Regions from separate parts of the Homo sapiens genome. Here region 1 is linked to region 2. Evidence: read pairs that join two places in POLR2A ChIA-PET (ENCODE). Cell type or tissue: A673. All regions are shown on one strand. Each heading gives the region's core, and the rest is flanking DNA. Links, peaks and the distances in the headings are about the cores only. Region 1 has its middle 80 kb from the start of CASC2. Region 2 has its middle 98 kb from the start of LINC02674.

Evidence for each region. Peaks named below come from ENCODE experiments on the same cell type or tissue, not always from the same donor. Only the 100,000 strongest peaks of a DNase experiment are listed, where the experiment ranks them.
Region 1: POLR2A ChIA-PET joins it to region 2 with 8 read pairs; 2 of 35 experiments call an interaction of 5 or more read pairs at or near these places.

What each region holds. Positions count from the first base shown.
Region 1 is chr10:117,958,494-117,975,417 of GRCh38, forward strand. No RefSeq gene overlaps it. Among named protein-coding and RNA genes, the nearest start is that of CASC2, 80 kb to the right of the region's middle. RefSeq lists an enhancer at 7,795-9,157. In A673, for the core only: no CTCF peak of the experiment used is centred there; no DNase peak of the experiment used is centred there; H3K27me3 peaks cover 3,546 bases.
Region 2 is chr10:117,824,228-117,841,151 of GRCh38, forward strand. No RefSeq gene overlaps it. Among named protein-coding and RNA genes, the nearest start is that of LINC02674, 98 kb to the left of the region's middle. RefSeq lists enhancers at 5,921-7,438, 14,026-14,812. In A673, for the core only: no CTCF peak of the experiment used is centred there; a DNase peak (open chromatin) is centred at 6,814; H3K4me3 peaks cover 499 bases; H3K27me3 peaks cover 3,603 bases.

The DNA of each region.
Region 1 (16,924 bases), core at 4,039-9,038, 130 kb after region 2:
ACCACCACACACCTATTAGAATTATTAAAATAAAAACACATGCTGGGTGCAGTGGCTCACACCTATAATCCAAGCACTTTTGGGAGGCCAAGCCAGGAGGATTGCTTGAGCCCAGGCATTTGAGACCAGCCTGGGCAACATGATGAGACCTTATCTCTACAAGAAATTTAAAAACTAGCCAGACGTGGTAGTGCATGCTTGTAGTCCCAGTTACTTGGAAGGCCGAGGTGGGAGGACTGTTGAGTCTGAGGGGTTGAGGTTGCAGTGAGCCAAGATCATGCCACTGCACTCCAGCCTGGACAATAGAATGAGACATAGTCTCAAAAATAAATAAATAATAAATAAATAAAAATTTTAAAAATAAAATTAAAAGCATGGATAAAACCAAGTGTTGATGAGGCTGTGGAGCAACGAGATTTCTTATCTATCACTGATGGGAATGAAAAATGGTATAGCCACACTGGAGAACAGTTTGGCAGTTTCTTATAAGCATACACTTACTATATAACCTAGCAAATGCACTCCTCAGTATGTATTCAAGAGAAATGAAAATGGCGTGTTCCCACAAAAACCTGTACATAAATGTTTATAGAAGTTCTATTTACTTATATAAGCCCCAAACCCCTACTGACTTCTATAGCCCCAAACGAGAAACAACCCAAATGCCCTTCAACAAGTAAACAGATAAGCAAATGGTGATACAAACATCCCAAGGGGTGCAACTCAGCAATAGGAGAGAACAAATGACTGCTGCATGCAAACAACTTGGTTGGCTCTCAAGGGAACCACGATGCATGTAGAAAGCCATTGCCAAAGGGTTAAACATTTTATGATTCCATTTATATAACATTCCTCAATTTACAAAATTAAAGTAATGAAGAACAGATCAGTAGTTGCCAGGGGTTAGGGCTGGGGAAAGGATGAAATTATTAAAAGGTAACATGAAGTCACTTCTCAATTGTGAAAGAAGAGTTTCGTATCCTGATTGTGGTGATAGTTACCAGAACCTAAAATTTGATGAAACTATACATACACAACATTCATGTAAAAAATGTGGAAATCCGGGTAAGGTTTTTACCTGAATCAATAGCACTGTGCCAATGTCAATTCCTAGTTTTGACCATGTACCATGGTTATGGACGATGTTACCATTGGAGGAAACTGGGAGTAGGGTATACGGGAATTCTCAGTACTCATGTTGTAACGTCGTGTGGTCTTAACTATTTCAAAATAAAAACTTATATTAGAAACAGCACATAAGTGCATATAAAATTACAATTCTGTTAAGTGCTACAGGGAGAGCTATATGATGCTATGGAAGCCTCTGATGCAGGGATTGACCTGGTGATGCAGGTCAGGGAAGGCTTGAAAATGAACTGAGATCTAAGGAAAGGATAGAGGTTAATGAGGTGAAAAGGGCAGGGAGGTTGAATCCAATTCTCTTGACTTAGGAAGAGTTCAATAAGGTAGAAAAATAGTTCTTTCCATGAACCTCCAAAGCTGAAACACACAACAGTGCAGATGAGCAGTGAAGGCTTCATCTATGGTGGGTAAAAAAGAAGGGTTCAGGGACCTAGGAAACCCGTCAGCTACTGGGCAAATTAGAAGGGTAGGGAGAAGGGAAGCAAGATAGCTAAGAGAGAGGGTGGGGTGAACCCCAACAAGTCAAGTCAGGAGCCCTCTAAAATCACTGCAGGGCTTATTGGTGTATGCTAACCTCTAAATCCCCAACCATGGTGAGGGAATTCCCCATCCACAGGTGTTTCGGTCTAAACTCACTTTACCTGACAGGTACAGGGGAGCTGTGGGGAGCAGCCTGTGAGCTGCTTCTGACTCAGTAGAGTGTTAGGGAAGAAAGAAGAGCAGAAGTCAGACACCTTCCCTCCTTCATATATATCCCTTCCCTTCTCACAGCCATTTCCCTGAGCCTAGCCTTCCACCAGGGAGCTTCAGGAGCTGAATGAGACCCACGCTTTGGTTCTCCCATCCAGCAAGTTACACCACCTCTTTGGGCAACAGTCTACCCCTCCATAAAGCAAATCTAGACCAAATGACCTCACAGCTGACTCAATCCTTGGGTTTGTTGATTCTGGCTTCTGGCTTTTTGATCTGCATTCAAATTGCTCTTTCATTTTTGTCTGCAGTCATCTGTATGAGTACCTAGAGAAAGACTGGGGGAAACAGTCATGACTACGTTACAAGCTTCTTTTTAAAGTCATCCATTTGTTGTGAGAGAGTTCAACGGTTATCTAGAAGCTAGGTACAAAGTACAGTCTGCATTTATGAATCCCTGGAAATAATCTTGTTAGGTCAAGTACAAAGAATTATTTTACTCGCTAAGTTCCAATGAAAAGGAGAAATTGGATATACCATTATATAGACTTCTAAACTAAGAGAGAATTTAAATTTTCTCTTAATAGTGATTTGACTCAGCTAATATTTATACATTTAATAAAAGTTTCAACATTTTAGTTAAAATGCTATTTTTACAGTAGTCTTCTGCTCAGAGAGATTTAAATTATATTCATTAGTAGTGTCATGTTCAATGACTGAAGCCATAACATCAGAGTGAACCCAATTGACGGGCAGAAATATATTTGCTTAACAAAAAAAGAGCAAAAGAGACAAAGGCAGACATGAATAGGAAGGGTTTTTTTTTTTTTTTTTTTTTTTTTTTTTTTTTTTGGAAGGCTGACAGTTCTTCCCTCCAAGCAAATTATTACTTATCTATCCACCCAGCCTGATAAAAATAATCACAAATATTTTGAATGCCTGCATTGAAAGATGGATTTAGAACGTTCAGTGCTCACAGTGGCAGAATGGTTATGTATGGTTTCATTTGGACTCACAGCCGACCAAAATATGGGTGTTTAAGCCTGTGGAGCAGGAGCAACTAATTGATCCCACTTAGGAGACAGACTGTGAATAATGGGCCATTATATTTTGATGGAACACACAATTGCCTTGAACTTCTCAGAAGTTCAGGTGTGGGGATCCAGCTACCTGGGGCAGTTGCTGGAATGTGATGGTCTGCGGGCTTCTGATCATGCATCTGCCTGCTGCACCCCTCGTAGGGCCCAGCTCCATTTCACGGGAATAACTCACCTATTCATGAACAATGAGGTTCAAACTGTACCTTTCCTTAACACAACATTAACTCTCAAAGAGCTGGAAATTCAGCACTCGGTTTCGTGAGCTTAGATTGCAAATCAGTCACTGAGAACATTATATGAGCAGTAATCCCATTAAATATATCATCTTGCAAATATCTAAATCCAGTTAATTAACTTGTATTGCAAAAGAGCTTGGAGATATAGTTTTCAGAGAGCAACCATACATTTTAGGGCCCTAATTATACTTAAAGTAAATTTCAGGCTCTAGTTTTTATAAAAAATAGGTGGAAAACCGCCTTCTAAGGAAAAAATGGATTGATGGAGGGCTACGTTTATGAGATTTAAACAGAAAAGATATTTAAACATTTCAAAAATTAACTGCTTTCTTGCATAAACTTTTTACTTGCATTGTAGGGCGGTTTTTTAATAAAAGGATTAAACAAAGTCTGCTATTTTAATTAAAATTCATAGCAATACAATGTCATCTTTGCAATGGTCGTAGAAATTAACTAGCTCATGAATTTAGCCATTTCAGAGTTCATAATAATTTGACTTCAGCATAATATCCAAACCCACATGATATGTAGATTTTAAAATAATCACAGCAAGGATTTAAAAATAAAAATAATAATTTCACCTAGTGAAAATCCCATTACTGAGTTAGACATACATGACAACATTGGCTTAATAATTTCTCAGTGATCAATAAGTGTCTGGGATGCATACATAGCTCTATGTAGCCATATGTGTGTATGTTGCATGAAATTTGCATAAATTGAGTGCTCTGCATAAACTTTGCAGAAAACTCTGTAGGTGTACGTTTATGTGTGTCTTTCTGTCTTCCGATACCACTCACTCACTTCATGCTTGTTTTGAACTAGCCTCATACCACCCACCAAAAAAGTGGATCATCAGTGGTATTTGTCAGTAAAATAAACCCTCCCAATATATGCTTTGCATTATGTTTCATGAAAAATCCACACCCTTTAAGTGCAAAATTCAAGACTGACTTATTTTAAAATAGTTTAAATTGTGGTTTCTCTAGACTATTATTCAATGCTGACATAAAAAAACTAGCAATAAAGTATATGAATACCTTCAATATAAATAGTGCTTTTCTTCTAGATAGTTCAAATTTTCATCCTATGTGTAAATCCATTCATATGTATGAAGAACACATACAATAAAATCTTTTAAAATCTCAATGCCAATTGAAGACTGTGGCAGATAAAGTTTTTAAAAGATGTCAACAGGACTGGATTTATTCATGCTAAAATCCATGACCCCATTTGGGGCATCATTTGGGGCATCATGGTCCACTGTTCTGAAGAATAAAGTTTCAAAAATATTCACAGATTCTTTCTAACAATATCATTCTCTCTATCCAAATGTCACCAACACTGAATATACCATTTTTATTAGGAAACTGTCTTATTGGATACTTATACCACAACTGTTTTGAGGAACTTATTGTAATCATTCACACACTAGAAAAATAAAGAATTTAGTTGATCACACAGCCTTTTTTAGGGACTCTGCAACTGTTATCGACAGAAACTGACAAGCATCTAACTCCAGAAAAAGGAAATAAATAAATGCAGTTTCTCGTTATATAGCACAGGCAGGTATTTCTGGTATGTTGGTAATTTCAGGAAAATGTGGACTTGCCTCAAGAAAACTTTTGGAGACGACCTCTTCACACCCATCTTCTAAGTGTTTGCTATTAACTGTCCAAGTGCTATTTAGCATTGTATGTGAATCATCTCATGTTTTCCTTCTAACAGCTCTGTGAGGCAAGATCTATTATTTACCCCATTTTACAGATGAAGAATTCTAGGCTTAAAAACCTGTAATCTACTCAAAGCCTAAGACCTAGCAAGTTATGAAGTGGAAGTTCCAATGGAAGCCCATCAAACTCCAAAACTCATACTTTGAACTGATAAGCTACACCCTCCATGAACAGAATGTCCTTTACCCTTAATTTTGTGGTACCCAATTTTGATTTTGTAAACTCACATTAGAATTAGGAATACAAGGATGTGGTTGTTTGGTCATTTGTTACCCAATGGTGTGGAGGTGGTTAGAATGATACATCCCATAGGAAACAGCGTGTCCATTGGCTGAGCTTGAGCAGAACTTTGAACATGTGAGCTTGGAAACGCCACTATAGCGAATGGTGGGTGCACCAGGAGCTCCTTACTGATAAGTTTCCCCATGGAGGCCCATATATTGCTTGTTTTGACATCTTTTATGTGCAATGTGGGAGGCACAGTGCAAAGCAAATTTAAAACTCTTAGGTTCATTTTCAGGGCTGAAGTTGTGTCTAGTGAAAGGGTTAAATGCCTCCCAGGCCTCCCTGCTTCCACTCTCTCCTGGATCATGTTGTCTAAAAGCAGGGCTCCCCGCACCACAGCAAACCGAAGAGGTACCCTAATGACAGTATAATTAGAAGTATCATTGTGGTAATGATTCTTTTCATCTGGAGCACAGGCTGCACAGAAAAGGGCTCTTCATTCAGCTAATTCCACCTGCCTATCTTTTTTGCCTCTCCCCAGCCTTTTCCCCTAGGTCAGTAGCGCAGGGTTAATACCAGGTGTTTGACAAGTCCTCAGACTTGGGGCTCATCAAACTAATTAAAGAGAAACACATCCAAATTCTAGTGAATTATTTTACTTTAAAAAATGCTTCCCATTCATCTGGCTTGGTGAGTTTGATTAATGAAGACGACAAAGGAGCTCTTGTTCCTGCAACCCACAACCACTTGGTTCGGGTTCAGTGGGCCCAGGGAGAGGCATCCGTGCCTTAATCTGGTCTTTCTTTCCTACTTAAAAATCCAAAGGGTAGAGAGGTTTCTGATTTTATCAGACCCACCAAGGCAGGAAAGGAAAGACAAAAAACATCTTGATGCACTAACTTAGCATAGCCAGAATTTATTTGTTTAACTTAAACAACCCTTAGAGGACTTCCCTTGTTTATTTGCCACACATAGGGTAATCTAAGACATTAGGAAAGCACTAGATTTGTCAGTATATTTTAATATCCCTAAAACTAATAAACTTCTGAAGCATGCCCTTCAGTGGTTTATTCACAGCACCTCTCACTCAGTGCTCGCTCAGACTTTCCTATGGTGTTGCCAACTCTCTGAGCACAGACTCATTGGTGATATACACAATGACCAAGAACATCCAGGGTCTAAACTTGGGAAAGAAAAATGAAGTTTTTGATTCTTTTTTTTTTTTTTTTTTTGAGATAGAGTTTTGCTCTTGTTGCCCAGGTGGGAGTGCAATGGCGTGATCTCGGCTCACCACAACCTCTGCCTCCCGGGTTCAAGCAATTCTCCTGCCTCAGCCTCCTGAGTAGCTGGGATTAGAGGCATGCACCACCACGCCAGGCTAATTTTGTATTTTTCGTAGAGACAGGGTTACTCCATGTTGGTCAGGCTGGTCTCTAACTCCCGACCTCAGGTGATCCGCCCACCTCAGCCAGTTTTTGATTCTTAATGGGAGTAATTTTTTTAATCAAAGGATTTTTAATTCCTATAGATAATTAGGAATCAAAAGTACATCTTGAATGGAGTTGTTTGCTGCATTAGCAAGATATGTCTGCATATTAACTAAGTAAAGCATTTGAAGATAGATTTGAGCATTTAGATTAATTTTAGATTAAAATGCATATGCTTCTGCCAGGTTAAAAACAAAATCCAACAGAAAACCATAGTAATAAATCTAATATATTAAATAAAGGATAGATATTTAATATGTTGCTTTTAATAACATTAACCAAATTCATCATGAGATTAGGGCTTTAAAACCCATAAGCCATACATACCCTCCCCAAGTCCCCAAACCCTAAAATGCCAAATTATCCAATCCAATATATACCCCTTTGGTACTGAGACATTAAATGACATTTTAGTATTATCTTTAAGATAATTATTCAGGCACTTGGACATCATTTTAAATTCCATCATACATTTGAACCTACAATTTAAAAGACAGACATTTTCTTTCAACAAGTTTCTCTTAAAATTTTGAGTTTATTTTCGTGAACTTAAATTTATGGTGATTAAAACTGTTTAATGAAAAACATCCTTTTTTGAAGCACACATCCAGTCTTGTCAATACTGTCTCACCAATTTTGACTAACAATAAAAATTATTTTATGTCTGAGAAATGAATTCATACTTGTGAAGTTCAATAATTTCCAAGTTTAAAGTTTACAGTTTCCAAGTTTTAAGTTTAAGCACTAAGTCCATAGGCAGATGAATCTCTTTTTTATCCAAAAAGAAGAAAAACTCAATAAATAGATGGTAGTAAAATGGGTTAACTTTGGGCAACATTTCTTATGAGGCTTGGGAAATGTTAATTCTGCAGGATATTAATAAGTATTATTAAAAAATAAAAAACAATTATACAAATTGTTTTGCTTTAACCCATTATTAGAAATATTTTCAAATATACAGAAGAGTTAAAAGGGTAAATAGCTTTAAAAAAACAATAAAACCTGGTAAACAAAGTTAAGCTGGTTTCTTCACAGCAGGACTTGTCAGGGCCTTTGATACACCAATGGACACGGGCAGTTTCTAAGAGGAGAACAGGAAATACATCGTGTTCTAAATTAATTTGTGGCATCCTGAACATTTAGTGTCCCCTCTAACCTCTAATGTACTTGAGAAATGCTGATTCACAGCAAACCCAGAGGTTCTGTGATTTTCATTTAAAACTCTATCCCAAAAAGCAAAGAGCTGGGTGCCAAACAAATTTATAAGAAGAAAGATGCTTTAAAAAATCGTGGTTTGAAAATTCATCAGCAATTTGAAAGATTCACAGTGTAAAGTTTACAAAAGAATTTGGAGGCAGGTTACCTTGCAGTTGATTCAAATATGCTACCTTGTTCTAAATTGCTAGCCTCTCCTTTCTCAAATGGACTCATGCTCTAAAATCCAGGCAAGGATTTGAAACTGGCAAGAAAATAATCCAGATGAATAAAGGTCTTGTTTCTCTTTAATCCTACCATTACCTTATAAAGACTTTTTCAAAAAAATTGAAATGTGGCAGTGAGTTTTTTTTTTTTCAATTTAATGTGAACACTGAAGGTAGAATTGTTGATGGTTAAGTTAGCTAGAAGTTTTAGCAAAAATTATTTTGAAATTCTCATTTAATTCTTGCTCAACGGTAAGAATCCAATCAATGCAAAATGTGAAGCCCAGTGTTGTTGAATTTCCCTGCTTCTTTTTTAATGTTAAGAATTGGATTTTGGAATGCATGGGTTTTCACATGTTAATGTTGAAATTGAATTCAGTTGTGAGCACGTTGTAAGATGCAATAGGAAAACTATTATCAAAAGGCAGTCGTTAACCTTTTTGAAAATTTTTAGTATTGTTTTGTTTCACTTCTTGCTATAATCCTAACAAGCACAAACGCATCTCCGTTAACCCGCCTCTTAAAGAAATTGCTAATATCTAAAAAAAAACAAAGCTGATCCTTCACTCTTATTTTCATACCAAAATAGTTCATTATATTTTTTTCCAGAATCTTCTTTTACCACCCTAGGGAACAAAATCCCAACTATGGATTCAAAATGACAGATTTTGTGGGTTTTACTTTTCAGAGATGATGTCACTTGTGGGGAATTGTTGGGTAAACCATACACTCTTTTCAGAAACCTGCAATTACCTCTCTGAATAAAGAGATCAATGTCATGTTTCTAGAAATAATGGCTAATGATATGTCTCTCAAAAGGAAGTGGCGTTATTAATTACCTCACTGTGAACACACAGTTTATAGACAGCTCAGAGGGCCACTCGCCCAATTAAGTATAATGACTAAAGCTACAGTTAGTCCATCTGTACAGCCTTCTAGATTAACAAGCCTGCAGCTTTACAAGAGTTGTTTAAGGCTGATATGCACAGAGAGGAGAGCCCAGAGGCAATACCTGGACTGCCTTGGAGCGTTGGTATTATTGCACAGCGGCGGGGAGCCCACACCCCTTATTTTTAATCACTCAGCTTTGTTTGGATGTGAGCTACGTTTGTATTGATCGCCCCGCCCCAATTTCCATGCCAAAGTGCATTAATTTATATTATATATTTGAGTATATATTTGTATATTAAATATGTTTAAATGAATATATAAAATTTTAACATTATGTTTATATACTTATATATGAACTATTTAAGTATAAATATATAAAATGTTAAATATTATATTTATATACTTATAAACTATGTAAGTATAAATAATACATAATTTATATGTAATTATATCATACATTTATAAATATATAGATAATTATATAACTATACATTTATGTACTTATATAAAATATTACACAAAAATATATTAATACTCATTAACATATGAAGGTGACAACAACAGCACATCATAACCCGAGGGGGTCAAGGTTAAAAGAACTGACCTCTGTCAAGAATAAAGACCTGGAAACTTTTAAATGATATATCCTTATATATGTGTGTGTATATGTATATACATATACACACACATATATGCATCTTTATTATTATTCGATGACCTCATTCTTTCAGGTAGTAATATAGGCTGATTATGAAGCCCCTGCACATAAATCCACATTTTAAAATGAACTTAATTCTTCTAAAGGATATACTGTTCCTTTCTACCCCCCCATCAGTATAATTTATCATAATGGTCCTCATCTGTTTGCTTCTACGTTTTTTCCTAATTGGCTCCAGGGGCTGCGTATTGAGCTCTGGGGAATGACAAGGGATCCTTAGGGATAGGTTGGTAGGTACCAAAAGGGAGAGGACACCTGGGACCCAGGACCTGGGCCTGACCCTCAGGCTTCCAATGACCTAGGCGAGCACCAGGATTACCTCTGACAGGGGCTGTGGCTGGACCCTGGGGACACGCCTTGGGCTGTCAGAGAGCTGAGAGTTCCTCAGCTGCCCTTGGCCACCCGGCTCAGTGATTTATGACTTCCACAGGAACCAAGCCCTCCCCACCCCAACCTGGAGATAATCCCACCTCCTCCCCATGGTTTGGGTGGATTTTTTAAGTGTCTGAAATCCTGCTATGATAAGCAGGGGCCAGCCTGACACCAGAGCACACACAGAATGGCCCGCGCTGTGTCCTCACCAACAGAGAGCGACACCTGCCCCGCCAGCTGTTGCTTCACTTTGGGTCATTCAGAAGGCCGGAAAACATGCTGATTCACCCAGACGGGTGACTGTGCAGAGCTCTGGACACTCTTGGCAATTTCCAACCTGTTCTTCAGTTTTGGGGTCCAAAGGATAATTGCAGCCTTCAGCTAGTTATAGCTGGACCCCTGAGCCTGCCAGAGTTGTTTTTGGTTTTGTTTTGGTTTGGTTTTGGTTTTAAGCACAGTCACCCGTTTCCATGTGTTTCTTCCTCCATTTGTTCACAAATACTTATGAAGCAACAACCAGGTCCCAGGCATTATTACCTATGAGAAGAAATGATAAGGCCAGATTGGAATCTCACCTTCACCACCTACTGACAGTGACCTTGAACAAACAACTCAATCTCTATGAGCCTCAATTTGCCCAGTGGGCAAACTGGGGTCAATATTCTCTAATGTCAAAGGGTAGCTGTGATGATTACATGAGATAAAATACTACATGTAAAGTGCCTGACAATTTGCCTAATACAGTTGAGGCCCTCAGTAAATGTGTGTTCCCTTCCTTCTGCTCCCAGAAATTGGTCAAAGTATTGTGCCTGTTTGTCACTAAGTAAAGAGATATCACATCCCGCAACTCAGGGAATGTGCCTGTTTGTCACCAAGGATGAAGATGTCATACTGCACAACTCAGGAAATGCAGGACCTTCCACAGCTCCCACCTGGGCCAAAAGTAACTCTTCCTTTAAAGGTAGGATGGCAGCAAAGGTTGCAGAGGAGGACCTAGGGATATTGTGTGTCTGTGTGTCAACTGTGTTGTTCCCCTCAACTTCTTGTCATGAAACTGTCCCTTACTGCTTTATAAATGCCCAAGCTTCCATTACAGAATACGGATTTAAATTATCTGTTACATTTGAACATGCATAGAATGAACATAACCCAAATTCCTCTCCTAGAGAAACATTTGCATGTGTGGACCAGGAGACATGGGCAAAATGTTCACATGCAGCATTGCTTCTGGAGCCAAAATGAGAAACAGCTGAAATCCTAAGGGCAGTATAATTGATAAGTTGTGGTATAGTTCTTCAAAGGAGTACTATACAGCAATGAAAAGTAATGACATGTATCCATATATGCAAATCTTAGAAACATAAAATTGAGTAAATAAAAGCTTGTCACAGAGTAATACAGAGGGTATGGCTTCATTTATATACAGGTCAAAACATGCAAAATAATGCATATTCCCACTGCTTCAATTGACTAGCCTAAGAAATGCATATATGTATATTTTAGGGAATGTATACATTAGTGGTTAAATTGTAAGAAAAGTGAAGGGATACCAGTCACAACATTCAGGGTAGTGATTGTCTCTGAAGGAAGAAGAGGGGCACAGGAGGTGAGAGGGAGGGAGAGTTTTATATGAATTGGTAACATACATTCTTGAGCTGGGTGGTGAGTTCACAGGTGTTAATTTCATAATTATTGTTTAATCTGTATACATGTTATATATACCCATGTGTATGCTATGTTTCATTATAAAATATTTTAATGTTCCCCATTATATGTGATTCTTGGGAACCCAGAGTTTGTTAGGAGAACAAATACGTACATAAAGACATACAATAATATTTATTACAGCATAATTTGCTGAGTTAAAAAAGGAAGCAACCAAAATATTCCAGTTTAAAAATGGTTAAAAATTTATGGTGCAATAATTTCTTATAAAGAGTCCTTGGCTACCAGTTTTAAGAATAGGAGGCTAGAAAACTAATGAATCTCTCAGCTTTCAAAACTCAGGGGACAAACTGGACTAGAAATTAAGAAGGAGGATTCTTCTTGCTGTTTGGGCTATTTATTGGTCAGAAATATTAATTTAAATGTGAGTTCTCTTTCCATCTCTAGCCACATGAGCACAAAGCAAGTAACACTATGCAAATGTTTTCTACAAATGAGTTATTGCTGGCAGAGACTTTGACAAGGCTTTCTTTCTTGAATAACTTACATAAGCAAAAGAACTAGACTTTGAATCAAAAGTCTTAAGCAAGAAATATGGTGGCTGCCTCTCCCACCAGGATGGAGGTTGATGGGAGTGCCGGAAGCCCTAAGCAAGAAATCAGATCAGGGAAGAGCATGGTGCTAGGGCTCTCCTTCCTGGTCTTCCACCCACAGCACCTTCCCTGGGCACTAGAAAGTCAAATAGAACACCACATCAGCCTTGGTACGCTCACAGCTACCTGGCCTTCAAGTGATCATCAAGGTTAAGATGGGAACCCAGGCTGCACAGGCATTCTGCACTTGGACTCCCTTTGGGTCAGGCATCTTTACATCACTGAGCAATGACAGCCAAGTCTTTCTTCCAACTGCCCAGCTCACCTTTGCATTTCCCCCTCCCCCTGCAGATTGGCAGAGGACCCTAGGATAACCTGGTCTGGCAGCCACCTGCTGGCCAACAGGTCTAAGATGAACAATCCTCCACAGTCTCCATCACTCTCTTTCTGAGATCTAAGGATGGAGCAGGCTCTTCTGGGTGGTTTGAACCATCTCTGGCTCAGAGAACATCAAGTCCAGCCTCCGGCCACAGCAACTGTGAGCAGCCAGCCCATGCTTTGTATGGGAGTGCAGCAAGGCAAGGCTCCCCGAGAGCATCCTACTGTAGAAAACACGATACTGAGTCATCCCAGATCCAAGCATCCAAGTATTCACTTACTCATTCACTCAGCAAATACTCAGTGAGACCCTACTGTGTGCCAAGCACTGCTCTGGTATACGCTGGTTGCTGATATACAAGGTGAATGAGACCAGTACAGTCCCTGGGAAGATGAGCAAGCCAGTAGATAAAAATTACACTGTCTGTGTCCAAGAGCTTGGAAGGAAACGAACAGGAAGTTGAAATAGAGAACAATCAAATTGGGGAACAACATACTTTAAGTAGGGGGCTGGAGAGACCCCTCCACAGTGCCCTGTAAGTTAGGAAGGATAAAAACAAGCAAGCATGGAGAAGAAAAAGAGGAGAAGGTCTTCCCGGAATTAGAAAGAGAAGATCAAATACCCGGAGATGGAAATGTATGTGCGTAAAGTATCTGGATAAACTGAGCCAAGCCCATTGAGGTGGAGGGGAGTGGGCAAGGCTATTCAGTTCCCCTTCCACAAAGCACAGATCTGCTAGCCCAGCATGTGAGTCTAAAGACTATGTCAAGGCCAGGCACAGTGGCTCACACTTATAATCTCCACACTTTGGGAGGCGGAGGTGGCAGGGTCACTTGAGCCCAGGAATTCAAGACCAGCCTGGGCAATAAAGTGAGACCCCATTTCTGCCAAAAAAAATTTTTTTTAATTAGCTGGGCATGGTGGCATGTGCCTGTGGCCCCAGCTATTTGGGAGGCTGAGGCAGGAGGATTTCCTGAGCCCAGGAGGTCGAGGCTGCAGTGAGCCATGATCATGCCACTCACTCCAGCCTGGGTGACAGAGTGAGACCCTGTCTCTAAAAAAGTAAAAGTAAAATAAAATAAAGACCATGACAGCCAGTCTTCTCCTCCTGTTCTTGACAAATGACATGGGCTCACATCAAAGGACCAGTTCTCTGTTCAGCCTCACAACAGACACACTGGCCAGTCCAGTCCAGGCTCTGCTGCAGGGACTGCAGGCCCTGGGACTTGCTGATTCCCATTTTGATGAAATTAGCCTCTTTCAGGGCCCTGGTAGCATACTCTCAGTCCAAGGACACCCTATTTCTGTCCAGAAATGCTATTTGGGGAGTAGGCGTTCAGGGAAAGCGGTTAGATTGGCCAGTCCCAAAGGTCAGGAGTCCCCCAAGTCCCTACTTACTCATAATAAATTCCTGCTATGGAAACTGAGAAGTCAGAAAGCATGCAGTCATCTCAGGCCATCCAGAAGGCCTTGCTTTGCGGAAAACTCGGTGCTCCATCCATCTGGCCAGCTGGAGATTAGATAATTCCAAGAATATCCAGCTGTGAACAGAGGGAAATGAAGGGATCTGTCTGGCTCACAGTGCAGATGGAGAAAGTAATGCTTTTCCAATCAGACTCAGACCCTTCTGCTCTCTGGTTCTGTGGCTAAAATCCAACGGTCAACTATGGATGAAGGGCATGCCAGCCTGAAGTTCTTGATGAGGAGAAGCTAATAAATGTTAACAGCAGCTTTGATTTCTGTTATATTTCATACACACACACACACACACACACACATATATATGTTTAAAATCATACCATAAAATAAAACATAGCAGAAACTTTTAAACCACCTGTAATTTCACAACCCTGGCATATTTTCTTCTGTATACAGTTACTTTTAGCCTTTGCCCTGAAACTTCTCTACATAGTTGTAGTCATGTCTGCACATACTTGTGTTTTTAAATTTTATATTATGTCATAAACACTTTTCCATATTCTTCCCAGCCTTTATAGTTAACGTTTTAATAACGGCATTATTATACTACCGAGTAACTGTACTATAATTTATCTACGCAATACTTTTCTTTTGAACATTTATATGACTTTAGTACTTTACTATGGTGGACAATGAGGCAATTGATATTTTTATGTATATAACTTTTTTCTTTCACATATTGTTGGAAATTTGATATTATTAAATTTTTAATACATTTGTTACCATCTCTCTCCTTTTCAACTGTTACTTCTTTTCTTTTCTTTTTTTTTTTTTCTTATGGCTCCAGCTCAAAGGACCATTACTTTTCTTAGAGTCACTTCTAAATGCAAGTGATTTAGTGTGAAGCTGCTTCCTGGTGAAACACCATCTCCCATGATGACCTGTGGTGCTAAATAGACAGATGGTGCTTCAGCAAATTTCCCATGCAGGCTCATCTGAGATGTGCTTTTGCCAGGTGCAATAGAATTTGGAGTGAAGGTCTTCTGAAGTCTCAGTTCTTGCAACAACCTTTCTCTCTTATATCTAGCTTCTCTCCTTAGGCAGCTTCATAGAATGAAAATGTAACCCTCCCTTGGGAGAGAGAGAACAGGAAGGGGCTTGTCCTTAGACAACAACCGTCTGTCACCTGGAAAGGAGCTCTGACCTAGAGAAGCGTGGTGTGACATGCAAGTTGAAGTCCCTCCAGGAAGCATGTTGTGGCCTATGGTTCTGCACACTCTGGTGTGTTAGTCTGACCCACCTGCTATGGCAAGATACCATAGATTGGTGGCTTATAAACAACAGAAATTCATTTCTTACAGTCCAAGATCAAGTCCAAGTCCAAGATCAAGATGCTGGCAGATTCATGTCTGGTGAGGGCCTAATTTCTGGCTCACAGACAGCAACTTCTTGCTATGTCCTCACATGGTGGAAGGGGCAAGTGAGCTTTTGGGGGGTCTCTTTTATGAGGGCATTCATCCCATCATGAGCTAATCACTTCCCAAATGCACCACCTCCTAACTCCCCCATCTTGGGGAGTAGGATTTCAACATATGAATTGGAGGTCGGGAGGGGACGCAAACATTCAGACCACAGCACCTGGGACAGGCTGCACTCCCTTTTTCTTAATCTGCTCAGTTGGAGGCCGTCACCCCTATGCAGGCTCAGATAATGATACCCAAACTTTATGACTTTTAAATCCACATTTAAGGAACCCTTAACATTTGCAAACAAAGACACTGAGACCAGAAGTGTTCTCTTAATGGGGTTGCTTAGAGAATTTTTCTTGCAGATTTTTATTTTCTTTTGCAGGAAAGTTTTAAAATAGAGATAGGGAGGAGGTTTGGGGGGCAGAAAGCACCATTCTCAAAAGTTTCACCTTTGACAAGTCTGTTAAGATTATCTAATACTATTTCTAGCTCTCCTAAGCAGAGCAGGTACGAAGTTACAGCTGTGGCAATTTTGATAAATCTAAAGAATGACATTTCTGAGAATGACTTTTCTCAATCTAGCCATAACCATCAATGAAGAATTCATGTTACTATAAAATAAAAAATGCCAAGGAATTCACTTCTTTATTGTCAAATTGAGATTTGATGGAAGAAACAGCCAGGCAATTAATTATATTTAGAAACCATGCATCTTGACTTTGAAGTTAAATGTATTTCCCTGTGACTTCATATTGGGAACAGCTTTTATTAAATTCAATTACTTTTCCCTCTGGTCTGCTCCATAAAGGTGCACTCATAGAGAAGGATGGCTCTTAGCAGAAATATTTCCACTGGAAAAGATGGTGATCAAGTGGGTTCAGTCACTAAAAAGAGTTAGTCCTTTATAAGCAAAATGCCAGATGAGAGGGTGTGTTTCTGGTGGTCTTCAAGTTTCACCACTTTCTCATCAGCCAGTAAAACAAAGAAGAAGTAAAAATAGAAGGAGAAGGGTCTCTTTATTTTCCATTTTGCCTTCTTCTTGCCTGTATCCCTACTTAAGACCCTTACTCTTTCCCAGAGGGGTCATCTCAACTCATCTACAGCCCCTTGGATCATGTGATTATTCTCAAGATGCTCCCAGAGTTATCACTTGTTGGCATTGGAGAAAGCCCTCCACAAATGGCCTGGAAAGATAATTGGAATGAAAGCATTAATTCTAGATCCATCTCTGTCTCTAGCCATATGAGACTTGATCATTTCTGCTTCATGAACCTCATTTTCTTCATCTGACCAGCAGGCAGACATAACAACTCTTGACCTCCCTATTCCATATAGCTGTTATGAGGATCAAACAAGATGGTGAGATAATAAACAAGTGATAAT
Region 2 (16,924 bases), core at 4,442-9,441:
GCCACTCCCCATTGTTCCTGTTACTGCCTAAGCTCCGCCTCCTGTCAAGATCAGCGGCAGCATCAGATTCTCATAAGAATGTGAACCCTTTTGTAACTGTGCATGAGAGGGATCTAGGTTGCGTGCTCCTTATGAGAGTCTAATGCCTGATGATCTGTCTCCCATCACCCCCACATAGGACCATCTAGTTGCAGGAAAACAAGCTCAGGGCTCCTGCTGGTTCTACATTATGGTGAATTGTATAACTATTTCATTATAGATTACAATGCAATAATAATAGAAATAAAGTGCACAATAAATGTAATGTTCTTGAATCATCCCCAAACCATCCCCCCACTGCCTGGTCCATGGAAAAATTGTCTTCCACAAAACCAGTCTCTGGTGCCAAAAAGTTTGGGGACCACTGACGTAGCAGTCCAGGTGCCAAATATCTCCTCAACCTTAACCCACTGAACTCCTTACAGATCAGTACCTTTATCCCAAATTCACCCATGAGGAACTCAAGGTTTATGTGATTGTCCTGCCACAAAGGTGCCAGATGGCAGAGCTGGGACTTGAACTTGGCTCCTAGTGCCCTCGACCATAATTGGCTTAAGACTGGTAGAACAGGCCAGCAAGAGCAGACTGGAGGCCTTGCCTTTTCATTCACTTTTTGTTCTACACTCAGGACAGCTTAGCTAACCTAGCTGTGCAGCTTTTACAGTTTTCTGTTTTACATGCAGAAAAGACATCTTCTGTCTATAATTCCTTAAGACTTGGGGAACTGACCTAGGGCTTTTAAGATCTCCAGGACACAGAATGACAAGCATATCCATTTTCCAAATTTCCAAATTCACCCAATACCTGTATTAACAGAGTCAGTAAGATGTTAACATACAACAATATTAGCTGAGGCTGATGTCTGATGCTCTGGCCAAGCCCTTACTGTCCGCGGCTGAGAGGATATGAAAAGTGTAACATGTATTTAGACATATTGGGAAAAAGTACAAAGCGATCATCTGTTTGTATCCCCCTCCCATATGTGGCCACAAATGGAACACATTGAAAAGGTCATGAGAGATCAGGAGATTTAGTGAACTGGGCACAATACAGCTTTGTGGTCCGGTTTATTTTCTCATGACAGTGTAAAATATAGATTGAGATAAACTAAAATCCCTCATATTTGGTTTTATAGCTTAAATTCATAAATTCTCCACATTCATTAGAAAGTGATGTATTATCTGCACCCACTTGAAAAGATAGTATCCCAAGGGATGGATACAAGAATATTAAAAAAAAATTCCTGATCAAAGAAATATTGCTTCTTTCTTCCTTTCATTGAGCAGATGTGCAATGTGTCCAGAGAAAGAAATAGAGAAATTCCTGAGTGATTTATTTGATGAACCTAGTCTTAACCGAGGTTATTGCATGCCTGATATCATGACGGGGATTATTAGTTTCTAGTTGAAAATGACCAGAGAGAGTCCTGTTCACTTCATCAATATGGTCCATTTATAGGTTGTCAGGGAGGCGACATCGTGCAGCCACGGCACTTTGTCTTGGAGTTATTTCTCTATTAGATGCTTGCTTGTCTTCATCACGAAGACTTCTGGCTATTTAAGAAAACCCAGACCAGGGAAGATATGTCTGTTCTATCCCAGCATTTAAGACATTAAAAGCAGATGCATCACTTAGGAAAATGAGTCTTTTATTCATAGAGGCATCACAAAAGCACTTTTTGCCACAGAAAAATAAAAACAGATCAAAAAATGAACTTTTTTCGAGGGTGAGAGTTGACTTTGCTTTAGCTAAAAGAGATACTTCATATATCCAGTGGTTCCCAGATTTTGTGAAGCAATAAAATTATTTTTAAAAATTGGTGTATGGAGCTCTATGTAGGATTGGCAATTCTTTATTTTGCCAAATCAAATCATTCAAATCTTTTCAGAAATTTATATATTGTCTTCAACATTCTATAAAGAAAGGACATGTTAATACACACATGAGATTTTAAAAGCACATAAAAATTTTAAAAAGAACATAATCTCAGGGAAAAAAGCATTACTTCCTAGTAGAGAGAGCATAAAGGTCTCTCTCTATAGACTCAAGAAGCTGCAATCATTTATCAGAGCTGGTTTGCAGACAATCTTTGAGAACCCCTGGAAAATCTGGTAGAATCTGTAAGGAGCGAGATTGATGTTAGAGATGAAAACTTCATGTTCTGAAATTTTTTTGTAATTCTAAAATACTTGACTAAATGGTTACAGCATGAACAGTAATAATGAGTAGGTAGTACCATTTATTAAGTACATACTAGATGTCAGCTCCTTGCTATGTGGGTGACATGTGGGTGTCTTTTAATCCTTGAAGCAACTGGTAAAATCAGTATTATTATTGCCACTTTATGGATTAGACACCCAAGGCCTGGAGAAGTCACACATTTTGCCCAAGGAAATTCAATAGAAGTATTGGAGCTGGGATCCCAATTCAGGTTCCTCTGAATCAGAAACCAGTGCACCAGCCACTCAGTACCCTGCCTCCTTCTGACTGTGTTCTACTCTACTGACTTACGGGCCTATTTTCCCGCATGTACTCAGTGTCTTTTTTTGCCTTCAAATCCTCAACACTCAGTGCAGAGCCTGACCAATAGGAGACACTTAATAAATGCTTATTTTTAAAGAAATGAGTAAATGAAGACTTCTAGTTTTGGAAATTTGTTTTGCACATAGGATGCTGTGAGGATTAAATCAGATCATGTAACAAAGCACTTAAAACCACGCCTGACATACACAGGAAGTCCCTGATATATGTGAGTGACTGACTTTCATTACGGGTGTTGAGAAAATCAGCTTACCTTTGAGAAAGCTCTCCTGGCTTGGTCTGCTGGAGAAGTACTAGCAGCCTCACAGAGGAATCTTCTAGCTGAGTATCTTCTATAGAAAGATGTAAGAAAAAAAATTCAGAAATGACAATTTATAAAATGCCCCTGTGTCCTTTTTTGTTCTTCTTTTGCTGCATATTATCATTATAACACGTCATGATTTTTATATATATTTATTATATATATTATTCTATAATATATACTATGCATACTTGTATTATATAATTTTATAATATATAATTATATGAAATATATAGATTCTATAGAATATATATAGATTACATATAGATGAGAATATATATTCAATATATATGATATACATAGAATATTGATAATATTGATGGGAATATATATATTCAATATATATCACATATATTGAATGTTGATTCTCTAGATAGATCATAGATCTATAATATAAAGTCCTTTCTCTTGTGGATAAAGGATTTGCAACTTAATAATAAATAAAAGCAGTCCTGAGGGTCTTCTTGATGAAAGGATTTTTAAAACAAACCTTGTTTTGTTAGGCCTCAAAGGAAACTTAAAAGAGTTTGAGCATTGCAGTTCTTCTCCGTAGAAGATTGGAAGTACAAACTCTTCCTTATTTGAAAAAGCAGAGTTGATTACTGTATTTAGAAAGAACTCCCTGACCTTCTCTGTGGATATTCTTTATAGATACAGTCTTAAACTCAAGCTTAGAAATTTGTTTTCATTTATGTGTACAGTCCCATGGAAGGTGGAATTGCGAGTCAGACTATATTACTAGCATCAGGGCATCATGTTATTTTCCCAGAACTTTGCTGGAAATTTTCCAAGACGGTAACGAGAAAACTATTTACAACAAGGCCCTTTTGACTCTGATTTCTCTACTCTAAATTACAAGAGGTCCAGGGACAATCCTTCCCAAGGCACAGTCCAGGAACAGATCGAGAAGGTGATGTCCTTGCTATATTTCATTTCAGTTACTGATACTCCCCTGGTTTGTCTGCCTTCTTGGACAGATGTTTCTCTGGGCAAAGCAGCCCTGGCTGATGAAATGATTTCTAAGTCTCTTCCATCAGCAGGATCAGGGGACAGGAGACTGGTTACTCTTCAGCCCTTCAGATGAGTAAAACTGTTGAAAGTCAGGGTTACTGTGAAGCAGAACTTACAAATGCCTTCAGTCTACTAAGTTGCACTGTGGATAAAGACCTCATTGCATTTTGCCTTATAAAGTAACTAGGGGTTACCTCAAAATAAAAAGGACAAAAGAGAACATTTAGGAAAAATAAATTTCATGCCAGTTTATTTTTCCCCATCAGAAACAGGCTAATTTCTGGCACATGGTACCCTATGTTCATGCTTGGTGTGATTTCAATGTAGTAAGTTTTAGACTCTGGTGCTGACAGGTAAACAACCATTTTCCAACTTTACCTGTAGATGGAAAAATATAAGTGGCTTCAAAATAATGAATGATTAAATATTGCTTGTAATATGCTAGCAGATACATAATGCCTACATTGAGTTTTTCAAAAATAATTTTATAGGTATACATTTTAAAAAGAACTATAGGTCAATTCATAGATACATATATTTTTTCATACATCGATATATTAAAAAGATTACTTTTTTCATAGATAGATGTTTTCCAAAGAATTATGGGTTAAATAAAAGCATCTTTTTTACATCCTCGTTGGGAGAAAATTATGCAGAAAAATCCTTCAGCAGCATAAACTTTTACCTCTGCAGACCACTTCCTTTCTTTCAGGAACAATACATTTGAGTGAACCAGAGTGTCTCTGCCATTTACATGCAGAGTGTCCCTTCCAACAGGAGCAATTGGATGTTATACCTGAAACCATGTTCAAACAGGAATGATGTTAAGGGCACAGAATGTAAAGATGACTTTGTTTTGTTGTTTTCAAGGTAGATTCTCAAAGACCTATGGCTCACAGGCCCCAGCCTTTTTGCAGCAAATTAAAAACAAAACTTAAAAACAAAACCAAAAACCCATCTTTTCTATACTAGATCAGGCCCTAACGGTTATTTTATTTAGACAAAAAGCTTGATTCAGAACCAACTTCTCTCCTCCTCCCTCTCACTGTCTCCCTCTCAGTCTGCTTTAAAGGTTTTTGTTTTTGTTGCTTTTTCAACCAATTCCCTTTGCACTTGTGAAGGATAATGAATTGGTGCTCTTAGAGGAACTTGAACTTCTCCGATAAAAGATGTTTAAAGTCGTTAACATTGACATGATTATCTTCAGAGTTTGGCCCTATTAACTTGATTATTGAACCACTGTTTATTGTCATTGTCACAGTGCTTAACTGCGAAAGGTCAGATCAGAACGAAAGAACCCAAGATAGAATGACTGATCTTTAAATAAAATAGCTGCCGTCATATGCTCCCATTTCAAGATGGAAGACACAAAATGCTTCTGACTTCAACACCAGGAAAACACCAAGTTATGTTGAGAATCTGCAAATGTGAGCGGGTATCAGTGTCCTTAAAAATGCCCATGCTTTTTGAGCCAGAAATTCTACTTTTAATTCCAACTCTGCCAAGGAAGCAGTAAAACACATAAAGAATTGTGTTCAAAGCTGGTCATTTTAGCTTTGAATAGCAAACAATTGACAACAATCTGAATGTCCAACTATCGGGGATTACTTAGGTTAATTATATTATCATATGTAATGCTACAACTCAAAATCATACCTTCAAATAATATATCCTAAATATAGGGGAAATTCATGCCTTATTATGTAAACTGCATTTCAAAAAATTACAAGGACTGAACCCGATTTCATGACAAATGAAGTATTTGTGTTTGTGTAACAACAAAATCTGAGGGCTTTACCAGCGCTTACCACTCGGTGGACGGGGGTATTCTTTTTATTCATTCTAAACATTTTGCTGGAGTTCCTAAATTTTCTGCCACCATCACCTATTTCTATGATAACTAAAAAAATAAAAAACCAAAAACCAACCCAAAAGCCAGCAAATGCTATTTTTAAAAGCCAGAAAGGATGCAAGCCCTTGTGCTGAGGTAGTTATCTGAAGCACAGATCCACAGTCCATACACAGGCAAGCAGAACTGCAAACCTGTCTCATGGCTCCGCTATTCCAGGACCTGTATAGAGTTGTCAAAAGGTAGTCCCATAACACGCTTTTACAGCTCCGCATCCTTTATTAATGCCACATGTACTCCTGTAAGGTTATTAAGTGATATACAATAATTGTCTGTATTCCAAAGTGGACATTTATTTCACTCCAGTCCTGCGGCTCTATTTCAGTACCATTTCTCACAACTGCATTTTAGGAATCATCTCAGTGGGCTGTTTCTCTCGTCCCTCTCTTTTAATGCAAGCCGACCTAATGGCCCCGGTAAGAAATTAAATATAATTACCTAAGGAATCGCACAGGGCAAAATGAGATCGCACCGTCTTCCGAAGTGGAACAAGGCGTGGAGGCCCCTCATCCCCGGTCCTCCCCAGAGTTAATTTGCCTGTATTTCCTCCCTCGTTGAGTGCGCTCACAGGCAGCCTCACAATGACCTGTTTAGTTGGCAGTGGAAAATTATGTCATTTGCAAGCAAGCTTTCAGCTGTGATATTTTATAATTGTTAAGATGAAAACCCGATAATCCTCTCCCCCTTCACATAAACTGCAATCCATCTTTAAACCTGTGATAATTCCTAAAACCTGCTGCTTAATAAACTAACAAACCCCAGGCCTATGTGATTTTGCGGGGAGTCAATCTTTGATCAGCCAAGCTGAAATAGGTCTGATAAGGGGACGCCCTTCCACTCTAGAGTCGCCACTTGAGTAGGTTATTGCTGTTTCCTGCCATCCTCAAGTGCCAAATAAGCAGAAGTCTTCCGAGCTTCTTATCTCTTTCACTTTCTTCTCGAGATCTCTGTCGCTTTAATCCGGCGTGTCTGCTGCTGGTTAACAAGGAAATCCTATGTCAATTATCGCCAACAACTTCCTGCTGCGAAGCAGCGGGGAATCAAAGCGTTTGAGAGCCTTTTCACACCCGAGAGTGGTGCAGGGCCTAATTAAATGGCCCTCATATCCTGCAGCCTGGTGGAGGCCGCATGATAGATAGCTAATGAAAGATAGCCTAATTTTTCGCAGAACTGTTTGGAGGCTGGTGGGCTGTCCGCTGGGCTGCAGGTGTGTCCCGAAGTGGGGCTGCGTGGGTGTTTTTTTTTTCCACTTCCGCTAAATGTAGTGGGCCTGTGATCCGCATTGGACAACAGGGAGCCCGCCTTCGGTAAGGTGCATCTGATTAGAGCTGCTCTGGGAATCAGAGGCCCAGATGGAGTGGGAGAAGGACGGGACATCCAAGGAGACACTGAAAGACATGAAGTTCAGGCCTCAAAGGAGACCACTGCTCCGTGAGATTATTCACCTACCTCCAACACAAGACATTCCCTTTCCCGTCCAGGACTTCTCAGCAAATATGATGCTGTTTTAAAAAACTGATTTTATAAGATCACTGCAAATCATTCTCTTCAACTGACTTATTCCTGCTGAAGATACACATAATCTATAGACAAACTAAATGAAAAATAGACATTTTTGTTGTTGTTGCAAGAAATGCATTTTCTCTAGCAATTTCTCTCTATCTAAAGCAGTGGTTCTCACCATGTGGTCCTGAATAAGCAACATCAGCTTTACCTGGGAGCTGGTTAGAAATGCACATTTCTCGGGCCCCACCCCAGCCCCAGTGAATCAAACACTCAAGGGGTAAGACAGTCATCTAGGGTTTAACAAGCCTTCCAGGTGATTCTGAGACATGCTAACATTTGAGAATCACGTGTGTCCAAGAAACTCCTCTGTAGATGGCCAGTGTAGGTTAATCATGAATATCACCATTTGTTTCAAAAATCTAGCATGTTACATAATGGGACACCCTGTGTTATTTAACCTAACTCCATGTCTTTCTACATTTTATCACATGCTTGTGTCCAAGGCTGGAATCATTTCCTGAGTTCTGACTCATGATGTAGTACCTTGCTGAGTGAAGCGACTTTTGTTTTAATTTGAGGAGGTGGGAGTTGGGATAGAGAAGGGAGGCGGTGGAGACTGTATCCACAGAAATATTTGAATCTATTTTCTAGAATTGTGATTCTTAGGCTTTGGATTTTTCAAAAATTCAGGGCTGGGTGCAGTGGCTGAGGTGGTAGGATTGCTGGGACTACAGGTGCACAGAGCATGGTGGTGCGTGCCTATAGTCCCAGCTACTTGGGATGCTAAGGTCGGAGGATCCCTTGGGCCCAGGAGGTCAAGGTTACAGTGAGCCTGGATTGCACCACTGCACTCCAGCCTGGGCAACAGGGCAAGATTCTATCTCTGGAAAAAAAATAGGGTATTAAATAGGGTTTGTTGCTCTTTATTTTGTAATGAATAACATTCAACACCTCCCCCCCCCCCCACATTTCATAAAAGAAGGAACATTTTTAAACATGCAAAAGAAAACAGTAAGGATATAATTTCAATAGAAAAGTCAATCCTTTAAGTGGAATCAGTTTATGTTTATAAAAAACATACTGTCCTTCATTTACCCTTTTCGTTGAAGATTCAGTTGCCAACTGTCATCTAGAAATGGCTAGTGCAGCTTTTGATTGAGGAGAGAGGGTGCACGGAATGAGAAATCAGTGGTTCTTAACCTAGGCTGCACCTTAAAATCACCTGGGGAGCTTTAAATACTACCCAAACCTGGGCATCCTCCCTAGGGATTTTGATTTAATTGGTCTAGTTTGGGGCACAAACATCAGACTGTTTGTTTATTTATTTATTTATTTATTTATTTATTTTTATTATTTTATTTTTAATTATACTTTAAGTTTTAGGGTACATGTGCACATTGTGCAGGTTAGTTACATATGTATACATGTGCCATGCTGGTGCGCTGCACCCACTAACGTGTCATCTAGCATTAGGTATATCTCCCAATGCTATCCCTCCTCCCTCCCCCTCCCCACCACAGTCCCCAGAGTGTGATATTCCCCTTCCTGTGTCCATGTGATCTCATTGTTCAATTCCCACCTATGAGTGAGAATACGCGGTGTTTGGTTTTTTGTTCTTGCGATAGTTTACTGACAATGATGGTTTCCAATTTCATCCATGTCCCTACAAAGGACATGAACTCATCATTTTTTATGGCTGCATAGTATTCCATGGTGTATATGTGCCACATTTTCTTAATCCAGTCTATCATTGTTGGACATTTGGGTTGGTTCCAAGTCTTTGCTATTGTGAATAATGCCGCAATAAACATACGTGTGCATGTGTCTTTATAGCAGCATGATTTATAGTCATTTGGGTATATACCCAGTAATGGGATGGCTGGGTCAAATGGTATTTCTAGTTCTAGATCCCTGAGGAATCGCCACACTGACTTCCACAATGGTTGAACTAGTTTACAGTCCCACCAACAGTGTAAAAGTGTTCCTGTTTCTCCACATCCTCTCCAGCACCTGTTGTTTCCTGACTTTTTAATGATTGCCATTCTAACTGGTGTGAGATGATATCTCATAGTGGTTTTGATTTGCATTTCTCTGATGGACAGTGATGATGAGCATTTTTTCATGTGTTTTTTGGCTGCATAAATGTCTTCTTTTGAGAAGTGTCTGTTCATGTCCTTCGCCCACTTTTTGATGGGGTTGTTTGTTTTTTTCTTGTAAATTTGTTTGAGTTCATTGTAGATTCTGGATATTAGCCCTTTGTCAGATGAGTAGGTTGCAAAAATTTTCTCCCATTTTGTAGGTTGCCTGTTCACTCTGATGGTAGTTTCTTTTGCTGTGCAGAAGCTCTTTAGTTTAATTAGATCCCATTTGTCAATTTTGGCTTTTGTTGCCATTGCTTTTGGTGTTTTGGACATGAAGTCCTTGCCCACGCCTATGTCCTGAATGGTAATGCCTAGGTTTTCTTCTAGGGTTTTTATGGTTTTAGGTCTAACGTTTAAATCTTTAATCCATCTTGAATTGATTTTTGTATAAGGTGTAAGGAAGGGATCCAGTTTCAGCTTTCTACATATGGCTAGCCAGTTTTCCCAGCACCATTTATTAAATAGGGAATCCTTTCCCCATTGCTTGTTTTTCTCAGGTTTGTCAAAGATCAGATAGTTGTAGGTAAGTGGCATTATTTCTGAGGGCTCTGTTCTGTTCCATTGATCTATATCTCTGTTTTGGTACCAGTACCATGCTGTTTTGGTTACTGTAGCCTTGTAGTATAGTTTGAAGTCAGGTAGTGTGATGCCTCCAGCTTTGTTCTTTTGGCTTAGGATTGACTTGGCGATGCGGGCTCTTTTTTGGTTCCATATGAACTTTAAAGTAGTTTTTTCCAATTCTGTGAAGAAAGTCATTGGTAGCTTGATGGGGATGGCATTGAATCTGTAAATTACCTTGGGCAGTATGGCCATTTTCACGATATTGATTCTTCCTACCCATGAGCATGGAATGTTCTTCCATTTGTTTGTATCCTCTTTTATTTCCTTGAGCAGTGGTTTGTAGTTCTCCTTGAAGAGGTCCTTCACATCCCTTGTAAGTTGGATTCCTAGGTATTTTATTCTCTTTGAAGCAATTGTGAATGGGAGTTCACTCATGATTTGGCTCTCTGTTTGTCTGTTGTTGGTGTGTAGGAATGCTTGTGATTTTTGTACATTGATTTTATATCCTGAGACTTTGCTGAAGTTGCTTATCAGGTTAAGGAGATTTTGGGCTGAGACGATGGGGTTTTCTAAATAAACAATCATGTCGTCTGCAAACAGGGACAATTTGACTTCCTCTTTTCCTAATTGAATATCCTTTATTTCCTTCTCCTGCCTGATTGCCCTGGCCAGAACTTCCAACACTATGTTGAATAGGAGCGGTGAGAGAGGGCATCCCTGTCTTGTGCCAGTTTTCAAAGGGAATGCTTCCAGTTTTTGCCCATTCAGTATGATATTGGCTGTGGGTTTGTCATAGATAGCTCTTATTATTTTGAAATACGTCCCATCAATACCTAATTTATTGAGAGTTTTTAGCATGAAGCATTGTTGAATTTTGTCAAAGGCTTTTTCTGCATCTATTGAGATAATCATGTGGTTTTTGTCTTTGGCTCTGTTTATATGCTGGATTACATTTATTGATTTGCGTATATTGAACCAGCCTTGCATCCCAGGGATGAAGCCCACTTGATCATGGTGGATAAGCTTTTTGATGTGCTGCTGGATTCGGTTTGCCAGTATTTTATTGAGGATTTTTGCATCAATGTTCATCAAGGATATTGGTCTAAAATTCTCTTTTTTGGTTGTCTCTGCCCGGCTTTGGTATCAGAATGATGCTGGCCTCATAAAATGAGTTAGGGAGGATTCCCTCTTTTTCTATTGATTGGAATAGTTTCAGAAGGAATGGTACCAGTTCCTCCTTGTACCTCTGGTAGAATTTGGCTGTGAATCCATCTGGTCCTGGACTCTTTTTGGTTGGTAAACTATTGATTATTGCCGCAATTTCAGCTCCTGTTATTGGTCTATTCAGAGATTCAACTTCTTCTGGTTTAGTCTTGGGAGAGTGTATGTGTCAAGGAATGTATCCATTTCTTCTAGATTTTCTAGTTTATTTGCGTAGAGGTGTTTGTAGTATTCTCTGATGGTAGTTTGTATTTCTGTGGGATCGGTGGTGATATCCCCTTTATCATTTTTTATTTTGTCTATTTGATTCTTCTCTCTTTTTTTCTTTATTAGTCTTGCTAGTGGTCTATCAATTTTGTTGATCCTTTCAAAAAACCAGCTCCTGGATTCATTGATTTTTTGAAGGGTTTTTTGTGTCTCTATTTCCTTCAGTTCTGCTCTGATTTTAGTTATTTCTTGCCTTCTGCTAGCTTTTGAATGTGTTTGCTCTTGCTTTTCTAGTTCTTTTAATTGTGATGTTAGGGTGTCAATTTTGGATCTTTCCTCCTTTCTCTTGTGGGCATTTAGTGCTATAAATTTCCCTCTACACACTGCTTTGAATGCGTCCCAGAGATTCTGGTATGTTGTGTCTTTGTTCTCGTTGGTTTCAAAGAACATCTTTATTTCTGCCTTCATTTCGTTATGTACCCAGTAGTCATTCAGGAGCAGGTTGTTCAGTTTCCATGTAGTTGAGCGGCTTTGAGTGCGATTCTTAATCCTGAGTTCTAGTTTGATTGCACTGTGGTCTGAGAGATAGTTTGTTATAATTTCTGTTCTTTCACATTTGCTGAGGAGAGCTTTACTTCCAACTATGTGGTCAATTTTGGAATAGGTATGGTGTGGTGCTGAAAAAAATGTATATTCTTTTGATTTGGGGTGGAGAGTTCTGTAGATGTCTATTAGGTCCGCTTGGTGCAGAGCTGAATTCAATTCCTGGGTATCCTTGTTGACTTTCTGTCTCATTGATCTGTCTAATGTTGACAGTGGGGTGTTAAAGTCTCCCATTATTAATGTGTGGGAGTCTAAGTCTCTTTGTAGGTCACTCAGGACTTGCTTTATGAATCTGGGTGCTCCTGTATTGGGTGCATGTATATTTAGGATAGTTAGCTCCTCTTGTTGAATTGATCCCTTTACCATTATGTAATGGCCTTCTTTGTCTCTTTTGATCTTTGTTGGTTTAAAGTCTGTTTTATCAGAGACTAGGATTGCAACCCCTGCCTTTTTTTGTTTTCCATTTGCTTGGTAGATCTTCCTCCATCGTTTTATTTTGAGCCTATGTGTGTCTCTGCACGTGAGATGGGTTTCCTGAATACAGCACACTGATGGGTCTTGACTTTTTATCCAACTTGCCAGTCTGTGTCTTTTAATTGGAGAATTTAGTCCATTTACATTTAAAGTTAATATTGTTATGTGTGAATTTGATCCTGTCATTATGATGTTAGCTGGTGATTTTGCTCGTTAGTTGATGCAGTTTCTTCCTAGTCTCGATGGTCTTTACATTTTGGCATGATTTTGCAGCGGCTGGTACCGGTTGTTCCTTTCCATGTTTAGCGCTTCCTTCAGGAGCTCTTTTAGGGCAGGCCTGGTGGTGACAAAATCTCTCAGCATTTGCTTGTCTGTAAAGTATTTTATTTCTCCTTCACTTATGAAGCTTAGTTTGGCTGGATATGAAATTCTGGGTTGAAAATTCTTTTCTTTAAGAATGTTGAATATTGGCCCCCACTCTCTTCTGGCTTGTAGGGTTTCTGCCGAGAGATCCGCTGTTAGTCTGATGGGCTTCCCTTTGAGGGTAACCCGACCTTTCTCTCTGGCTTCCCTTAACATTTTTTCCTTCATTTCAACTTTGGTGAATCTGACAATTATGTGTCTTGGAGTTGCTCTTCTCGAGGAGTATCTTTGTGGCGTTCTCTGTATTTCCTGAATCTGAACGTTGGCCTGCCTTGCTAGATTGGGGAAGTTCTCCTGGATAATATCCTGCAGACTGTTTTCCAACTTGATTCCATTCTCCGCATCACTTTCAGGTACACCAATCAGACGTAGATTTGGTCTTTTCACATAGTCCCATATTTCTTGGAGGCTTTGCTCATTTCTTTTTATTCTTTTTTCTCTAAACTTCCCTTCTTGCTTCATTTCATTCATTTCATCTTCCATTGCTGATACCCTTTCTTCCAGTTGATCGCATCGGCTCCTGAGGCTTCTGCATTCTTCACGTAGTTCTCGAGCCTTGGTTTTCAGCTCCATCAGCTCCTTTAAGCACTTCTCTGTATTGGTTATTCTAGTTATACATTCTTCTAAATTTTTTTCAAAGTTTTCAACTTCTTTGCCTTTGGTTTGAATGTCCTCCCGTAGCTCAGAGTAATTTGATCGTCTGAAGCCTTCTTCTCTCAGCTCGTCAAAATCATTCTCCATCCAGCTTTGTTCCGTTGCTGGTGAGGAACTGCGTTCCTTTGGAGGAGGAGAGGCGCTCTGCGTTTTAGAGTTTCCAGTTTTTTTGTTCTGTTTTTTCCCCATCTTTGTGGTTTTATCTACTTTTGGTCTTTGATGATGGTGATGTACAGATGGGTTTTCGGTGTGGATGTCCTTTCTGTTTGTTAGTTTTCCTTCTAACAGACAGGACCCTCAGCTGCAGGTCTGTTGGAATACCCTGCCGTGTGAGGTGTCAGTGTGCCCCTGCTGGGGGGTGCCTCCCAGTTAGGCTGCTCGGGGGTCAGGGGTCAGGGACCCACTTGAGGAGGCAGTCTGCCCGTTCTCAGATCTCCAGCTGCATGCTGGGAGAACCACTGCTCTCTTCAAAGCTGTCAGACAGGGACATTTAAGTCTGCAGAGGTTACTGCTGTCTTTTTGTTTGTCTGTGCCCTGCCCCCAGAGGTGGAGCCTACAGAGGCAGGCAGGCCTCCTTGAGCTGCGGTGGGCTCCACCCAGTTCGAGCTTCCCGGCTGCTTTGTTTACCTAAGCAAGCCTGGGCAATGGCGGGCGCCCCTCCCCCAGCCTCGCTGCCGCCTTGCAGTTTGATCTCAGACTGCTGTGCTAGCAATCAGCGAGACTCCGTGGGCGTAGGACCCTCCGAGCCAGGTGTGGGATATAGTCTCGTGGTGCGCCGTTTTTTAAGCCGGTCTGTGAAGCGCAATATTCGGGTGGGAGTGACCCGATTTTCCAGGTGCGTCCGTCACCCCTTTCTTTGACTCGGAAAGGGAACTCCCTGACCCCTTGCGCTTCCCAGGTGAGGCAATGCCTCGCCCTGCTTCGGCTCGCGCATGGTGCGCGCACCCACTGGCCTGCGCCCACTGTCTGGCACTCCCTAGTGAGATGAACCCGGTACCTCAGATGGAAATGTAGAAATCATCTGTCTTCTGCGTCGCTCACGCTGGGAGCTGTAGCAGACTGTTTCAATGTTCATAAATCGCGTGGTACTCCAGAGCGTCTGAAAGTTCCCCCAGGGACCTTACTCAAACGCCGACTCTGGTTCTATAGGTTCTGAGGTTCTGGTTCTGAGGTTCTTCATGTCTAACCAGCTCCCTGGCGATGCTGTTGCTGTTGGTCTTTGTACCACATTTCGAGCAGCAATGCCTAAAGCCTCTTACCTGTAAAGGATTTCCAGGTACTTAGCAGAAAGCCCAGCTTCTCTCCCAGTATTAGCTGACGGGCCTGTTCCCTCATTTTCTGGAGGGGAGAGACCATCTTTTCAAGGTCAAACTGAACGCAGAGGCAGGGCTGTGGCTGCCCCAGCTCCGTGGCTGCCCCAGCTCCAAGGCTGCCTGGATCTCCACCCCAGAGGCAGCTGCCGGCTTGCTGGTGTGACCTCAGGCCCCCTCCTGGCTCCCCATCGGTGTACTGCGGTTACCCTGGCCATTCTGTGGTAAACCAGAAAGCCTAAATTTGGCAAAGTGATGCATGTGATATTGGAAGCCAAAGAAACAAAGTAAGGAGGGACTAGAAAATTATGTGGCCAAGTTCCTGGCCAAATTCTGTTGCCTTCACAATCACTCCAAATTTGTCTTACTTTGCCGTAGAGACCAGGCCTGAGGACTTCCTGAGGAGAAACTGACATGACCAGGGTGAGATGCTCCCGCTGTTGGACGTCCTCCATGGAGAGCTGGGCGGAGACCTCCACCAGCCTCAGGGGCATAGACTCAAGTTCCTGTTCCTTCACCATAACCCACATCATCTGTGAAATTAGGGCTGTTTCTCCCAGCCTTTGCATTTATCTCAAGCTTTGTGATACACTTCCCTTTTCTTTGTTCTTGCTATATCTGTGATCTTGGTCAATTTACTTAACTTTCTGGGATCCCCAGTGTTCTTATCTGTAAAATGGGGTAATAGTAGCCACCTCATTCAGAGGGGTTCTTAAGGGTTAAATGAAGCAATAGTTAGCAGGGAGGCTTCCACATAAGTTCTCTGGAAGTTATTTGATCATACAAAGGATCATTCCCTTGGTTGTGTGGGACATTTTGAAAAGCATATGGATTAGGGGTAGAAGAGACCTCAGAAGGTGTCTGGATCATTCCACCCTATTTTACAGATGAGGAAACTGAGGCTCACAGAAGTCACATGACTGCCGCAAGGACACTCTTGGATAGTAAAAATCCAAGCATGGCCTGCCCCAGATCTAACTGTTTTGGATTTCCACACATATGTATTGCATATATTTGTAAGTTGCCTTAAATCCTCTTTGAACCAAGATCAGTTAAAAAGAGACTGCTGATTTGACAGCCTTTCCACACCATGTCTCCTTCCTGAGATAAGGGTCCTCAGGAATGGTAAGTCCTGGCCCTCATGGGGCTGTTCCCCACTCCTGGGCTCACAGTAGACACTACTGATCAGTCACGTCTGTTTTGCCTCTGAATCCACAGCCTCAGCATCTTCAGCATGGGCTTCCAGAAGGCCTCTACCAGCTGGCCAATCATGATCCACGTGTAAACACTTCCCAGACCCCGTTTCCCCTTTTCTGGTTCCTATAATCACAGGCCTTGGGAGCAAGCTTTCAGAATGCACCTAATTGGTTTACCTGCCACCAGGTAGAATCAGGTAGAATCTAGCCCTTCTGCCTAGACCACTTGGTGACCACTTGGTCACCTGGCCACTCCTGGCTGCCAGGAGGCTAGGAAACACAGTTTTGTTGATACGAAAAGAGAAAGAGTGAATATTTGGTGAATCCCCACAGTCTCTGCCCTGAGGAATGACATTGTTGTTCGTTCTGAAAAGAATTCCATTCATTAATTCCCATGGTGGCTGAAGAATCCTTTACCCATCAGCCTGGCTTTTTGCCTTCCAGTTCCTTCCCTGGGACACAGTGTATGTGGTATAGTGAGGGGCGTATTTCTTACTCCTCTAGGACTAGGAGTGATAATTTATAAAATGGCCATAAACCTGGTTACATGATTGAATTATCACAAGAAGATGAACACAAGGAGGTGTTCGTCTTCCCCTAAATGGAATAGGGAATTGGGTATATGGTATCCCCGTGGCTGAAAGTGGTCCAAATACAAATGTCTGATAATATGTGAATTTGCAACAGCAGCGGGGTGTTTGGTGATCTCAAATTTTTCATCAGGCTTTTTATCAGCTCAAGTGATTTTATTTTTTTATTTTGTTTTATTTTATTGAGATGAAGTTTCACTCTGTTGCCCAGGCTGGAGTGCAGTGGCACGATCTCAG